Regions from separate parts of the Homo sapiens genome. Here region 1 is linked to region 2. The links are chromatin contacts, found by Hi-C in ENCODE. All regions are on one chromosome and are shown on one strand. Each heading gives the region's core, a stretch centred on a gene start or an enhancer-like site at or near the end of the contact. The rest is flanking DNA. Distances are from core to core; before and after follow the strand shown.

What was found. Hi-C counts contacts between places; a loop is a spot of excess contacts on that map. Pooled maps may share reads with other maps.
Region 1: a map of chondrocyte shows a loop between it and region 2 (2.1-fold over the local background). The contact joins the enhancer-like site here to the promoter of SNX7 in region 2. A Hi-C loop is called at or near these places in 2 of 168 maps with a recorded cell type or tissue (IMR-90 and chondrocyte) and 5 of 50 pooled maps.

Annotation. Positions count from the first base shown.
Region 1 is chr1:99,735,702-99,738,498 of GRCh38, forward strand. It overlaps FRRS1 (ferric chelate reductase 1), which reads right to left. Exons shown (of 17, transcript NM_001361041.2): 7 at 2,385-2,567. Among named protein-coding and RNA genes, the nearest start is that of FRRS1, 30 kb to the right of the region's middle. Within about 2 kb of position 1,475, at least 3 of the 41 ENCODE cell types and tissues checked have a DNase peak (open chromatin) inside an H3K27ac peak, as active enhancers do.
Region 2 is chr1:98,660,424-98,663,250 of GRCh38, forward strand. SNX7 (sorting nexin 7) reads left to right here and starts at 1,298. Exons shown (of 9, transcript NM_015976.5): 1 at 1,298-1,488. The coding sequence starts at 1,309. It overlaps SNX7-DT (SNX7 divergent transcript), which reads right to left and starts at 349. Exons shown (of 1, transcript NR_189290.1): 1 at 1-349. RefSeq lists silencers at 1,100-1,239, 1,260-1,379, 1,610-1,679.

The DNA.
Region 1 (2,797 bases), core at 225-2,724, 1.1 Mb after region 2:
GAAACAGATAAGATTTCTAAGTAAGATAAATATATCTTGAATTAGAGAGAAATGCTTTTGTGCCATCAATGCCTACAATTTAGAACAGAATAACTGACCTACCTGTGGGCTACTCATTACCATACTGAATGCAGTAACAGTCTTTCCCTCTTGCTTACAGGTTTTACGTAACCAGTAAAAGGAAATGTATCCGTATACTATAGCATGAATCTTGGCTATAAAGTGACTGGAATAAGTTGGATTTTTTTTTAAGTGGCTAGAGCATATATCTAAATGAGTGCTGTAACTCAGAGATGAACCTTAATGAAACTATACATTCATTCAACAGGTTAATCCTTTTTGGACTCATTTTCAGAATTTCCTTTCTAGCCAGTTTTATCACATTCACATGACAGCAGCACTACCACCACCTATCATTATTGCTTTATAGTCACATTTTATTTTCAACTCAACCTCATTCACCTTATACACTAAACATTGTTCATTTTTGCCAACACTAAGAATATCCAAAAGAATATGCTACAGGTCTGATGGCAATCACAAAAGGAAGTGGGGAAGATGTTTTGAACAATCAGCGCATCAGCTGAGCAAGTATAAAATTTCCTATACAAGCAACTTGGAAGGGGAAGGATTCATTATTTCTTATATGTTATTTTTTTAAGTACATGGTATCTTTTGTATCTCATAGACTTAAGGTATATCTTTTGTTTAATGAAAGAAGATAGAAGTGCATTCTAGAGGTGTCTAGTGAAATATGTAGGTCATATATACATACTGAAATGGTATCCTACATCATTCTCAGCAAACTATCGCAAGGACAAAAAACCAAACACCGCATGTTCTCACTCATAAGTGGGAATTGAACAATGAGAACACATGGACACAGGAAGGGGGACATCACACTCCGGGGACTGTTGTGGGGTGGGGAGAGTGGGGAGGGATAGCATTAGGAGATATACCTAATGTTAAATGACCAGTTAATGGGTGCAGCACACCAACATGGCACATGTATACATATGTAACAAACCTGCACATTGTGCACATGTACCCTAAAACTTAAAGTGTACTAATAATAAAATAAAAATAAATAAAATAAAAATAAAAAAGAATAAAAAAAAGAATTAGGACAATTAAAAAAAAAAAAGAAAGTTAGTTACATCCAGCGTCTTACAATACTTGCAAACACTGCTCCAGGACCAATGTGATCAAGTGCACTTTCAGGACGAGCATTAGTTTTTCTATTACAGCCATGTCAGAGTTCCTTTTCTTTTTCTGAAATATGATTCCCTAAAGAAGTGGTGTTAAGTTTAAATCCTGATAAGAAGAAAACCCTCAAGACAAGAACGCCTGTGCTAATAAGGGGCTTTCTCCATTTCTGGTCATCCCTATGCCCCAAGGCCCACTCTGCTTGAACAGGACTTATACACGTCCTGGCCACAATACTCTTCCTGCTCCCTAGGAAAGCGAGATGTTTATGCAGGCCTCTGCTCTTCCACACCACAGCACAAGGCTGCCACCTACAGAATCATTTAATCCATTTCAGCACTACCCAGGATGAGTGAGAATCGGCTTAAAATAAATGCTGCCTTCTGCTGATTTGACAAAGGAGCCTACTGTAATACATGCTGCCTGGATATACAAGTTTAATTCTCTTTTTAGGAAAGGCACTGATGACTACTAAAATAGGACAAAAGAGCAGGAACACATGTTTTAGTTCTGGCCACTTGAATAAACAATTCTGGTTTGAAAAGCATTACAAAAAACATGACATTTTATGCAGAACAACTTTTCTTAACTGTATTTCCTGCTTTATCGCAAAGAGACAGACAGACATAAAATGGCAAATACACTGGAAATAAAATGATCTTCCAAACTTTCCTTAGGACAGCCTGTTCTTGGAAGTAATTGCCCAACTGTTAAAATCATACAGTACTCAAAGCCGTTTAACTTAGAATCTGTTCTAAGTTAGCTTCTCCTGGATGATCATTTGACCCTGGAACAAACAGTTTCAATGATTCTCCTTTTGGTTTTTTGTTTGTTTGTTTTGGGGGGGTTTTTTTAGATGGAGTCTCACTCTGTCGCCCAGGCTGGAGTGCAGTGGCACAATCTTGGCTCACTGCAACCTCCACCTCCCAGGTTCAAGTGATTCTCCTGCCTCAGCCTCCCGTGCAGCCGGGATTACAAGCGCCCGCCACGACGCTAGGCTAATTTTTGTATTTTTAGTAGAGGTGGGGTTTCACCATCTCGGCCAGGCTGGTCTTGAACTCCCGACCTCGTGATCCACCTGCCTCGGCCTCCCAAAGTGCTGGGATTACAGGCATGAGCCACCATGCCTAGCCGTGATTCTCCTTTTGTTACCACTTATGTAAGTGAGAGGTACCAACCATCCACTGATCATGAGACAATGCAAAGGATAAATAGCCTTTACTGGGGCCGCTCATTTCAACCATCACCGATTGGTCATCTCTTGTGAAGGACAAGAAGACACAGGAAGCCTCCTTCTCTGGGTCACAGTTCAAAGGACTCCTAATACAGAACTTCTTGTTCCCACAATCTGAGGCACTGAACTAGAAAAATGACAGAGGAAAAAAAAATCTTAATTATCAAACAAGCAGTTCATTGGCAATGACAGAAGAATAACTACCTTCAAGTACGGGTAGCTCCCAAATTAATGAGAATACCTTTCCATAATAAGCATTCAAATAAGGAAACAAAAGACACATCCCAAATTAAAAATGATCGGAGCAGTAGTTAGGTTATGAACTTTTAAACTTAATTAATTTTAATTAAAATTTGG
Region 2 (2,827 bases), core at 48-2,547:
TGTTATCATTTACTAAGGAATGGAAAACTTGTACATGAAACAAATACAATCTGCAAGATGGAATAAAATTAAATGCTAAATTGAGAACAGACTGTCATTTAGAAAGTCTTTCTGAAAGAGATGGGACTATATTTAATTTCTGAAGGATGGGCAGGAGATGGCATTTAAAGTACAGAAATCATCAAGCACAGAAACAAATGTGGATACTCATGGGGCAGTGACCAACCTGACTGAAGGGTGGGTGCACGTCTGAAATCAATGGGAATACATTTGAATGATTAGGAGATAATATATTATTAAGGCCTTGCCTCTAATCAGAAATAAAGATATTCTCTATTTCCCCAAATAAGGAATTCTTACATAGAGCTTAATGTATTTAAAAATTTTTAAATGGGCCTACAGAAAAGAGGTGGGGCTGACGGAAGTAAATAAAACCTGAAGATAAATTAAAGAATATATCAACGTGGGCAAAATTTTCCATTAGTTTTGGAACTTAGTTTTGTTTTTGAATAATAAGCAGTTAAATAATTAAAGCTTTGCCTTGGCAATGCAAGGACTGAAGATTATTTCTCGGTGGCAATTTTCCAGACTTGCTAGTTGTCCTTGGGTCTTGGTAACATTCTGCTCATTAACTTCAGGAAGACGTCCAGGAGTAAAGATGCATTTGAAAGTGGCTGAAAATAGTTTGTAAAGCTCAGCTTTCCTGGCTCGACAGTGAAATGACCGCACAGGCCAGTCACTGGGTCAAAAATCAATTAACAAAACGGGAAGTTTTCATGTCTTTATTTTTACATTAGCTCGAAAATCACAACCAAGAAGAAAGGCAACCACTGAATACAGGAAATACAGTATTGTTATTGCTGTTTTTTTTTTTTCTCTTGGCAAGGCTGGGTCGGGTGCCTTCCAGCCTCGCTGTGGATCCCGCGAAGTGGACGGTTCGCTTCGTGGCTTCTTCCCAGACCCCGCCACTGCGGAAACCGTCACTCGGTGGCCCCCGACTGGGTCAATGCGAGGACGCCCACCTCCTACCTTTGAGTCTCTCCTCTTCTCCAGGGTACAGCCAACCCTTTCTCCAACGTAGCCGGAGTCCGAGAGTCCCAGTTCCGCCCCTCCAGCCCGCCCCAGGCCAGGTGGGGATGCGCCCGGCCCGGGCCAGCGCTGGTCCCGGCAGTTCCGCGTCTGCGCAGCGGGCGAGGGGCTGGAGCGGGGCCGGCCGGGGAGGTGCAGGAGACGTGGGAGCCAATGGGCACGCTCGGGGGAGCCGGGCTGGCGGCGGCGGTGGCGGCCGGCTGGGCGCGCACTCTCGGGATGGAGGGCGAGCGCCGGGCATCGCAGGCGCCCTCCTCGGGCCTCCCGGCCGGGGGCGCCAACGGGGAGAGCCCGGGGGGCGGCGCCCCCTTTCCGGGCAGCAGTGGCTCTTCCGCCCTGCTGCAGGCGGAGGTGCTGGATCTGGACGAGGACGAGGACGACCTGGAGGTGTTCAGCAAGGTGAGGGCGGCGGCGGCGAGTCCCGGGAAACTTCCAAGGCAACTCCGGGCGTTGCCAGCATTGCGCCGACGGCTGCCTCTGGCGCGCTTGCCCTCCCGGGGCGGTGGCTCTGAGCTGGGGACGAGTGAGGTCCCCCGGGCTGCTGGACCCCGCCTGCCAGCTCTGGCCGCACCCGGGGCCGCGTCGCCTCGGGGCCTCAAACCGCAGCCGCTCCCTCCTCCGCACTTTGACCTTCCGTTCGGCGGGGCTGTGGCTTAGTGGAGTCTGCAAAGTTGTGATTTGTTTTCCCTTTCTGCTTCTCTGACACAGACATCTTCCTCGCGGCAGCTCCCGAACCTGGGAGGCTGGTGGCTCAAAACCGCTCCCGCCAGCTGCTTTTCGGGCGAGGCCAGCCCTGAACTCTGGGAGAGCAGCCAAGTTTAGAGAAATTATTCTTAATTTAGTGTTGTTGCTTGTGGATTTGAGACTTGGGTGAGTCTCGGGTCTTGTGGGAATAGGTTCTAGGAAATCTCCCTGAACAGGAGAAAACGGTTGTTTCTAACAGGAAGCTCCTCCGCTGAGGAGCTAAGGATTTTTCAGATGGTCAGCTACTGCCACCCAACCCACAGCCAGTGCTTTCGTTTTTCCTTGCCCCCGGGAAATTTAGGACCAAAGGCTCTTATTTGCTTATTTTACTGTTGGAGGGAAATTGACTTGTGGGGGCTAGTGGTAGACTTTTGGTACGTGTAGACTGGTGTTTGTAATTTCTTAAAGGGTTTTAGAAAAGAAAAATACCTTTCTTGCAGGGAGGTTGAATGTCACTCCAGTTTCTCAAGTTGCTGCTGAGAGAAGACCTGAGTTCAGATCACAACGCTGTATTCATTACTAAGAAGCCTGTTCATTTTAACGTTACCTGGAGATATTAGGTAAAGCAAACGACCTACTTAACCACCGCATTTACTCTGGGAGAGCAAACCAAAGTTAGGAAGTGACCATGCATACTCTGACTCCAAAGAGGAGTATATAAAACTTATTTCTACTTCGGTTTAAATGGAATGATAGGCCCAGGTTTGTATTCCGAATATTTAAACAGACTATCACAGTTTTGTGCTCTTGACTTTTCTGTTAAGTAGTAAAACAATGGAATTATTTTATGTTTAGTTGTAAACTCTGCCTTTTTATATTCCACACATACTTCATGTTCAGATCAACGACAGTTGGCCAGTTGGTTATTTACTTTCTTTCCTTCTTTACATTGCTGTTTGGATAAGGAATATTAGTCTATGGTTATGCATTGTGAAACTTTGGGATGGGATGTTGGAAATAGCAATGGTGTATCAGAATCATCAGGGTTTCTTTC